2 separate regions of the Homo sapiens genome follow, and region 2 is linked to region 1. The links are chromatin loops, found by intact Hi-C in ENCODE. Cell type or tissue: CD14-positive monocyte. All regions are shown on one strand.

Region 1 (5,000 bases):
CAGAATGAGACCCCATCTGTGCAAGGGCAGGACCCAGAGCCTGTCCTGGGCAGCTCCGGCCTCTCCCTCCATGCTCACCTGATGAGGTCTTGGTTCCCATCCAGCTTCCCCCGGTGCTCCAGGCCACGTGTCCAGGCAAAGATGCTGGCGATGGGGTTGGTGCTGGTGGGCCGGCCCTGGGGACGGGGGTTGCAGGGAGATCAAGAGCCGAGCCAGCTAGTGAGGAGGCTGCCCAGATACAGCTGCCCGCCCCTGGGCTGGTGGGTCAGGCTCGTCCTTCCAGCCCTCAGCCCAGTGGGCTTTAGGCCCCTGGGGTAGAGGGGCATTGTGAGGCCCCATGCCCTGCACTCACCTTCTGGTGCTCCCGATAGTGGCGGGTGACGGTCCCATGAGCGGCCTCAGCCTCAATCGTCTTCCCATCAGGGCAGACCAGGACGGACGTCATCAGGCCAAGGGAGCCAAAGCCTGGAGGGTAGAAAGCCTTTCTCTCAGGGCCTCGCCTCTCCTGGGGCCACCCAGCTGAGCCCTGCTGCCCTCTACAACCCAATATTGTAGCTGCCATAGTTCGTGGCTCTACTCAGCCTCCCCCAGCTGCAACTGGGAGGACAGGGACTGTTCCAGGTCTCTTCACCCTCCTGTGGGTCTCCAGGGCCCAGCACAGGGCTGGAGGGCACTGGAGGGTGGCTATCACCAGCACATTAACATCCATCTGTGTCACCAGCTCCAGGCGCCCCACAGCCTGTGGCCCACAGGGCCCAAGAGGCCACAGAGTCCTGTGGTCCCCCACAGCCTGCCACCCAGCCTGGCTCGTGACCCGGAGGCACATTCAAGGAAAACAATAAAGCTGTGGTCAGCTATTTCCCAACAATCACTTTTGCAGCTACTCTCTTAGGCCACTTTCAAGCTTTTTGATTAATTTCTGAATGCTCCCAAATCCACATGTCAACTCCAGCAAGCTTTTCTATTGTCAAGGACTCCAGGGCTTCAAAGGCACCCCCATGACACCAAAATAAGGATTGAAGAAAGAAAACATGGACAACATCTACAGGAAAATGCTTTGTCTATGAATTCTAAGAATTTTGGCTGTAAGCAATCCCTTCTCCATTTTACCTGCACCTTCACACCATTCCTTAGACACTTAAGGTTCATTTTCATGCCTCTGCCTCATCTGCTATGGCGTTTCATCCTTCTATCCTAGATGGGAATTGTTCGGTGAGAGGATCCCCACTGAACTTTCCAAAGTAAAGCCAAAGGTTTACACAAAGTAACAAGACTCTGCTTTTCATCAGAACCCGTCCTGGGCTTCCCTTTTCCCCATACCAGGAGCTGCCCTGGTAAGCTTAGGTTTCTCTTTCACTCTCTATGTCCTGCCTGTTTCCCACACCTACCACCTTTCCTGCTCTTGTTCCCAACACAATTGGCCCATTTCTCGCTGTTCTTCTCTAATGGTCTCACCTATACTTTATTTTTTATTTTTTATTTTTTTTGGAGACGGAGTTTCACCCTTGTTGCCCAGGCTGGAGTGCAATGGCGCAATCTCGGCTCACTGCAACCTCCACCTCCTGGGTTCAAGAGATTCTCCTGCCTCAGCCTCTCAAGTAGCTGGGATTACAGGTGTCCATGACTGTGCCCGCCTCCATGCCCAGCTAAATTTTTTTGCATTTTTAGTAGAGACGGGGTTTCGTCATGTTGGCCACGCTGGTCTCAAACTCCTGACCTCATCACCTATACTTTTTACTGCAATCTGATTTGTCTTTTAGGACACCCTAGGGCTTGGGGGTTTGCAGGCTTCCCCAACATTCTCTTCCATCCATTAGGTTCACTATGCAAAATGCATTCGCTGTAGTTTAAAGAACCTCCAGTCCCGCTTGATCCCATTTTCCTACTGGAACCAAAGAGTCATGAGGCTCCATCATGGACTGGAGCAACCTTAGGGCTGTCAACCTAGCCCTGGAATTCCTGTGCCCTCCTTTCTCTCTAAGAGCAGCCTCAGTCATACACCAGTCCAAACCTAATTTGTGATCCTCTCTCACTCAGATGCCAGGGAGCTCCTGCCCCCTGCTGTCCACAGAGGACCCTGCAATGAGTCCTGCTCCACTAGAGTTTTCTACCAAAAGGGTCTGAAAATCCCTCCAGCCAGAGAAGACCAACAGTCCACCCCCACAGGGAGCAGCGTCCTCCCAGCGTACCCTGGGCCAGGATGTCTGACTGCACATCTCCGTCATAGTTCTTGCAGGCCCACACAAAGCCACCCGAAGACTTGAGGACCTGAGCCACCATGTCATCAATGAGCCGGTGCTCATACCAGATCTTATTCTTGTCGAAGTCGGTCTTATAGTGCCTGGGAGTAAAAAGGTCTGTTATGGGGAGAGGGCAGAAGGCTGACAGGTTGGGGATCCCTCCCTGAGCCTCGGAGCTGAGCCAAATGCACTCTAATAGCGACCTTCCCAGGGTAGGATGGGAACAGCATGGGGGGAAGGGAAGAAAGGCCACAGAGTACATGGATGAGGCTTTACTTGTCAAAGATCTCCTGGAAGATGTCCTTGAAACGCCCATCGTAGGCTTTCAGTATGGTGTTCTTGGTGCTCATGTACAGCGGCCATTTCTTCTGGATGGCATACTGGAAGCAGCTGTGCGCAAAACCTGAGATGGACTGCAGGGGGAGAGACAGGGCCCTGGCGTGGTGCCCTAGCCTGGCGATTGCCGGCAACCTCCCACCTCCCAGGGCAAGGCCCAGCTCTCCAGGAACGGTACCCCGCCGCCCACGCGACTGTTTAACACCAGCCTCCGTGCAGTGCACACGATGTTTCTGCTGGCCCAGCCTCTCCCTCTCAACTTTGCTTTGTAAAACACCGCCTTTTTTTTTTTTTTGGAAAACACCGCCTTTTTTTTTTTTTTTTTGGAAACAACTTTTTTTTGGAAAGCACCGCCTTAGACTACATGTGGCTGGGGCAGGGCTAATTCCCAGGCCTAGCGCTGGGGTTGACAGTGTGTCCCTGGCTTATCCAATCAGAAGCCTTTCTCCCCAGGGCCTCTGTGATTGGCTCAGAGGTGGTCATGTGACTCAGCCTGGCATTGGAGCTGGAACTGGGGATAAAGAGGCATTCTCTTCTGATAGGGTAGCCAAGCAGGCAGGAGTACGCCTGGAGCTGCTCGTGGCCATTTCTTTTCTTTTCTTTTCTTTTCTTTTTGTTTCAAGAGATGGGGTCTCACTGTTGCCCAGGCTGGTCTCAAACTTCTGGTCTCAAGCAATCCTGCCTTGGCCTCCCAAAATGCCGGGATTACAAGTGTCAGCCACCATGCCCAGCCCTGGTGGCCATTTCTGCCTCTTTGTGGCCTAAGAATGAGGCCATTACAGAAGAAAGGAAAGCCACGAGACAGAGATGAAGAGACAAGCTGGGAGAGGAGGGGCCCAGGATGCCCAAGCCAGCCTCACCTCGTCGGTGTTGTACATGCCCATGCCCACGCCGCCTGCGGGGAAGTTGTACACTTCCCACTCCTTGACACCACTGCCATCTTTTGGGGTGAAGACCATTTTGAAAGTGCCGGCCCGGTCTGCCACAAAGTCTGTGGCCTTGTACTGCAGAGACAAGAGGATGGCTAGGCGAGGAGCTCCAGTCGGGGGGTGCCCAGGTCAGTGGATCCCCTCTCCACCCTGGCCTACCTGGTCGCCATGGGCGTGCCTGCCAATGGTGATGGGCTTGGTCCAGCCAGGGACTAGGCGTGGGATGTTTTTGCAGATGATGGGCTCCCGGAAGACAGTCCCCCCCAGGATGTTCCGGATAGTTCCATTGGGACTTTTCCACATCTTCTTCAGCTTGAACTCTGTGAGGACAGAGATAATAGTGGTCCCACTGCAGCCGCCATCTTTCAACCAGAATTTGAACCCCAAGCAACAACACAGCCAGACGGGGGTCCTAAAATTCTTCATGAGGAAGGCAGTAGAGTCTAGAGTGCAAATGTGTGGGCTCTGGAGTCTGCCAATTTTTTTTTTTTTTTTTTTTTTTTTGAGACAGAGTTTTGCTCCTATTGCCCAGGCTGGAGTGCAATGGCGCGATCTCGGCTCACCACAACCTCTGCCTCCTGGGTTCAAGCGGTTCTCCTGCCTCAGCCTCCCGAGCAGCTGGAATTACAGGCATGTGACACCACACCAAGCTAATTTTGTATTTTTAGGAGAGATGGGGTTTCTCCATGTTGGTCAGGCTGGTCTCGACCTCCCAACCTCAGGTGATCCACCCGCCTCGGCTTCCCAAAGTGCTGGGATTACAGGTGTGAGCCACCATGCCCAGCAAGTCTGCCAGTTTTAATGGTGAGGCTTACAAAAGTGGCTCAACCAAAGCTGTAAAAAAAAATTACTGGAAAAATAACCAGCCTAAGTGTTGTCGTGAGGACGAAATGAGCTCGTGTGTAAAGGGCCTAGAACGGTGCCCGGTCCATGCTAAGTGCTCTGTTGGCCATTATGATTCCCACATCACACATGGAGGGAGTACAGTCCGGGGGAAGGACTTGTCTGACGAAGCCTGACAACACACTGCCCACTCCACATGCTCCGGTCCTGGCCCCAACGCCACCCCAGTTCCTAAGGCTGTGACCCTCTCCTGCCTTGTCCATAAATGGGGATACACAACTCCCAAGGTTCAGGTGAAATGAAGAGCTCAACACTCAAATGATCCCAGTGCTGTGGGTCAGGCATGACCTGCAGGACAGGGGCAGGCCTGGGGAATTTGCAGATGTATCTCGAGTACTTTCCGCCAGCTCCCTCCAACTGTGGAAAGTAGGAAGAGAGAGCTCAGAAAACTCCTCAACCATCCTTTCTCGAATTATCCAAACCTGGCCCCTCTGCACACACACTGCTGTGACTTCATGGAACCCTCGAGAGCGGCCCCAACAGCCAAGGACCAGAAGCCAGTCTAGGCCTGGTGGGGGCACCTCTCAGTGACCCTGCATGACCATGGGGACAGAGGCAGACCTGCAAGGCCAAGCCAGTGGCAGGAGGGCAA
Region 2 (5,000 bases), 330 kb before region 1:
GTGCTGGGATTATAGGTATGAGACACCATGCCCAGCCTGTATTTTATTAAGTACAAAATCAACTACACATATTTGGACAAGAGACCATATGTGTGGGAAGCACACTTTATGTTGAAACCACAGCCCCTAGAAGTTCTCAGATCTGAAACCTAATAGCTAATGTTAAGTGAGCACGTGGGAGCCACCAAGAGATATGGAGCAGGAGAGGGACATCAGGAATGGCCTGTGACAGGAAGATCCCTCGTGTCACCACTGAGGTAGGGTTAGAAAGGCACAGGGGTGAGTTGTGGAGACAACCCACAAATATGGCAAGAGAGAGGTGGGGCAGATGGGAAGGTTCTATCCCCAGTCCCGTCTTTGGGGTCTTCAGCCCTCAAGGCTGACAAATTGAAGGGAACACATGGAGTCCCTCCCTCCCCTGGGGTCTCTGGGAAGTCGCCCCAGGGGCCCAGCTGGTGCAAGGGCAATGGTCAGTGGGCCTGATGGAACCAAGTTAAGGGATGGGAGGCACCCCAACCTGAAGCCCAGTCCCTGCCGCCTCCCACCAGCCAGCCTCCTCTTCCCTGTCCCCTGCCTGTCTCCCCTTTGATCTCCTTATTGTGGCCAGCCTCTCCGGTGGGTTCATGTGGGGGCTGCCTGAGTTAATGAGTTCTCCGGGCGGCAGGGCCCACACGCTCTCCCACTGGGGTGAGGCCTTCACACCTCTGGGGCCTGTGTTTTGACAAGTGCCGGAGCTAGTGGCCTCTGCTCCCCTGGCCCGAGCCTACCCTCTGCCAAACGTGTAAGGCTGGGAAATGAGGCCTTGGGGCAGCCCCACAGGAGCAGAGGTGACAGAGCAAGCTGAGGCCAGCATGGGGGGCAGGCTGGACAGGGCAGCACCCTCTCAGGCTCAGGCCTGGACCTCAGCCTCCCCACTCTACCCAGCCCGCTTCTCACGCCAAACCTGGGTCCTGGGCACTGCCCGGCCCCCCTCCCAGCCCCAAGGCCCTCATTTCCCAGCCAGTCCCTCTGACATAGGAGTACTAATCAGAGGTGCTATGTAAATCGTCCCCTTGCAGACCCTAATCCTGTCCCTGCCGGAGCCAGAGGCCCCAGGAGAAGGAAGCGGCTCTCCTACTGCCAGCCTACTTAGCATCTCCTGGGAAGCTCCTAATTTGGGTGTCCCCCACAGCCAAGGATCTTCCCGCCACACCTCTGCAGCAACCCTCTCAGGGGAGAGATTGTTAGTAGTGAAGCCTCCGCCTTCAGACAGCCCAGGACACTCCTCTGGAGTCTGGCCAATGTGGGCATGAGGCCCTGCCTTGCCATGCACTACCTGTGCCACTTGGGCACCTCGCTCTCCATCTCTGGCCTCAGTGTCTTGTCTGTTGCTGTGCCACAGGGTAATTCCTGCCTTCTGGGCTGAGCATGTGCGGATCAACTCAGGCTGCATGGAGCGTGCGTGCACACTACTGTCCCCCGAGGTCTGGCACTGGGCTGGAGCTTTGCAGGGTCGCTGCTCACACTCACAACACACTTTGATGTGGGTGTAGTGGCCCCCACTTTGTAGATGAGGAAACAGAGGCTCAGAGAGATTGTCCCACCTAACAGGGTGAGCAGGGGCTGAGCTGGCATCCATCTGTCTCTGTCAGAGGCCAAAGCCTCTGTTCTGTCCTCCCTATATCTCCCATGTCTCCTTCGGAGGATGAGTGGCTCCTTCCATCCTGGAGGGAGGTCCTAAGAGTGAAGGGGTTGGGGACCCCTCCGGTCACATTAAGCCTTGCTTCACATCACAGAGACTGAGAAGAAAAAGAGGCCGGGCACAGTAGCTCACGCCTGTAATCCCCACACTTTGTGAGGCTGAGGTGGGTGGATCACCTGAGGCCAGGAGTTCGAGACCAGCCTGGTCAACATGGAGAAACCCCATCTCTATAAAAATACAAAAAATTAGCCAGGCACGGTGGTGGGTGCCTGTAATCCCAGCTACTCGGGAGGCTGAGGCAGGAGAATTGCTTGAACCTGGGAGGTGGAGGCTGCAGTGAGCCGAGATCACACCCCTGCACTCCAACCTGGGCAACAAGAGTGAAACTGTCTCAAAAAAAACAAACAAACAAAGAAAAGGAAGAAGAAGAATAAAGAAGAAGAAGAAAGATGGAAGAAGGAAGAGGAAGAAGAAGAAAAGAAGAAGAAGAAGAGAGAAGAGAGAAGAAAGAAGAAAGAAGAGAGAAGAAGAAAGAAGAAGAAGAGCTTGCAGGCCCCATCTGGACTTCATGGACCAGATCCCTGGAGGATGCAGCCTGAGGATAAAAAATAAAATCTCCCTGAAATTATGCAGCGGTGCCCCACGGTGAACACCCCACCCCAATCAAAAGGTGGGAAAGGCCCTGGGGAGCACCCAGCCCCTGTGGGTCTCAGATCGTGAGGCCTGGAGGCCATGCTTGGGCTGAAGCCCAGAGAAGTCAGAGGGCCCAGCAAGGCGGGCTCACCTTCCCCCACCTGTGCTTCCTTTCCTATCAGCCTCCCGCTGAGGCTCCGCAGCTCCCAGGGCAGCCCCTTCCAAGGACGATCACTCCCTCCCCTCACACCTTCAGCTCTCGGAGCCACTGAGCTGGCAAGCCATATGGAATAGATTATTCTAGACCCACAATAATCTGATTATCTGGCTACAGATCAGCTGGGTGCTCAGCCAGTGGAAGTCGCAGGCAGCCCAGGGGTGACGAGGAGGGAGGGGGTGGGAGAGAGAGACTTGGCAGATTCCAGGAAAGGCTCAAGAGGAAGTGCCGCGTCTTGGTGGGTCTGGAGCTGGCTGACAATGCAGGGTAAGCAGATAGCACGTCTCTCCTAAGGGACGTAGCATTTATGCTCCTTCACTTTCTCCAGGGAAGTGCCAATGGGTCTCAGCCTTAGAGTGAAAAGTGGGGAAACTTGAGGTATAAAGAGAGGAGGCACACTTGTCACACAATGCCACCTGCAAAATGGAGCAGGGGCTCCCGACTGCCTGCTGAGATGTCCTGGGAGACACTGCCTGCCTTGGTGGGAAGGCCCCAGTCGGGACAGAGGGTTCACCCCTGGCTTTCCAGTGTCCACGCACTCCCAACCACAGCCAACAGAGGGCGCTGCCCAGCCGTGTGGGATCTTTGGGTCTGAGCTGGACAGCTCTTCCTCCAATCCTTAAGGACGTTTTTTGGGGCTAGGGCCAGAACCCAGGCTTGGCTCTATTTGGGGGTGCGCTGGGAACTGTGTAGATGTGTCAGGGATGCTGGGCTGGCTTAAGAAATAGATGAAGGCCGGTTCAGTGCCTGTGTGACAGGGCATGTGACCCCAGGCAGGCCGTTTGCCCTCTCTGGACACGTTTGCCCGTCTGTCCACCAGGAAAAGCACGCATCTGTGTGCAGAGACGTGGAGCAAGATGGGAGCCCATCAGAATGAGGAAAAGGATGACAGTTTCAGGAAGGCAGGAGCCAAGCAGAGTTCAACACCCCTCCCCAACACACACATGCCCCAGGTGCAGCTGAGGTAGAAAGAGGCCAGACCACAAGCTGACCGAAACTCGAAACTCTTGCCAGCTCTCGGGTGAGGGTTTGCAGACCTGGCTCAGCTGCCAACTTGGGTGTGCCCAGCCTGCTCAGGCCCTCCAGAAAAGCCCAAGATGGAGCTGTATCCAGGCAGGAAGTGGAGGCTTTGGGCCCTAAGTGCCCCCTCTCCCCTACTGACTGCCCGCAACAGTGGTGAGGTGCTGGGAGGGTGGCCAGCCCCGGGCAGAAGGATGAAGAGTGCAGGGCCGGCCCAGGTCACCAGCCTGGGACCTCATACGAGCTGCCTGGTTCAGGCCCTTGGCTAGCTCCGGGTGCTCCATCTGAGGTTAGGAGAATGCCCCCAAGGTATCTGACTTTAGACCCAGTAAAAAGCAGAGTGGGGCTCCCGGGGCCTAGCTGGAATGCCTGGGCAGGACCTGGGGAAGTGCAGCGCCAGTGGGCGGGGGTCCTTTGCCAGAGGCTGGGGATAGGGCATCCCTGGACAGGCTAGAGAACATTGAAGGGAAGGGGGAGAGAGCTTAAATTGGCCAGATGTGAAATAAAAAGAGGGGTCTTACATGATCTGTACTGACCACGTGCCAAAGACCGAGGACAAGAGGAACTCTATCCTCAGCTCCCAAGGCCCCTCACCAAGAGAAATCCACGATCCAGCGCTTGGCCTGAGCCAAGGAAGTTTTCTTCAGCCTTGTAGATTATGCTCCACCCCAGGCCCTGGGAGCACACAGGATGGCCAGGTGCCTTGGCCAAGGTGCCCCAGGTGTGTGGGCAGTGCTGCTGGCTGCCATTAACCAGGTCAGCCTCAACCATGCACCTCCTGGACTCGACAGGGCTGGGCTGAAGCTTCAGAACAGCCTCACCATGCCCTTTGCCCAGCCATTCCCCTGACAGCAATTCATCCTGATTGGAAAAGATTAAAAGTGCAAGTTTAGACAGACTGCTTAGTGACAAAATCAAGGTGCAGAAATTTCATTCAGTATGGCACCACTGATATAAGCAAAGGCAAAAGAAAATGAAATTTGAAAAACAGCCCGTCTACACAGAAAGTCATAGTATGATACCATGTATTCTGTAAGGGTCTATCGTATATATGTGTATATGTACATAGACAGAGGCCTTGGGTACACACCAAATATAGAAAAACATACCAGGACTTGTTTGGAGTGTGGGTGGGGGCAGGTCTGAGTTCTGGGGGCTGGTCAAGCTTGAATTTTGTCTTCAGTGTTTACATTTTTCACAAGAAGACTACATTCATGTATTACATGTGCAATTTAAAAATAAGTTCTGGTGTACAGCCACACCACCCTGAACGCGCCCAATCTTGTCTTATCTCAGAAGCTAAGTACTAGGATGGGAGACAGCCTGGGAATACCGAATCGTTTAGGTTTCTTTCTTCTTATTATTTTTTTATTATTTAAAATTAAAAAGGCTGGGCATGGTGGCTCACGCCTGTAATCCCAGCACTTTGGGAGGCCGAGGATCCGAGGC

The links. Peaks named below come from ENCODE experiments on the same cell type or tissue, not always from the same donor. Only the 100,000 strongest peaks of a DNase experiment are listed, where the experiment ranks them.
Region 2: a loop joins it to region 1, with 5 times the contacts of the local background. A loop is called at or near these places in 54 of 110 quality-filtered maps.

The regions. Positions count from the first base shown.
Region 1 is chr15:90,084,923-90,089,922 of GRCh38, forward strand. IDH2 (isocitrate dehydrogenase (NADP(+)) 2) reads right to left here. Exons shown (of 11, transcript NM_002168.4): 4 at 3,665-3,825; 5 at 3,437-3,580; 6 at 2,517-2,653; 7 at 2,190-2,341; 8 at 353-465; 9 at 79-176. Among named protein-coding and RNA genes, the nearest start is that of ZNF710-AS1, 5.2 kb to the left of the region's middle. RefSeq lists enhancers at 1-57, 2,163-3,076. In CD14-positive monocyte, CTCF peaks have their summits at 2,086 (motif pointing left), 2,285 and 2,487; a DNase peak (open chromatin) is centred at 2,059; H3K27ac peaks cover 1,812 bases.
Region 2 is chr15:89,757,841-89,762,840 of GRCh38, forward strand. No RefSeq gene overlaps it. Among named protein-coding and RNA genes, the nearest start is that of MESP1, 9.1 kb to the left of the region's middle. RefSeq lists a silencer at 3,544-3,633. In CD14-positive monocyte, CTCF peaks have their summits at 3,067 (motif pointing right) and 3,266; a DNase peak (open chromatin) is centred at 3,091.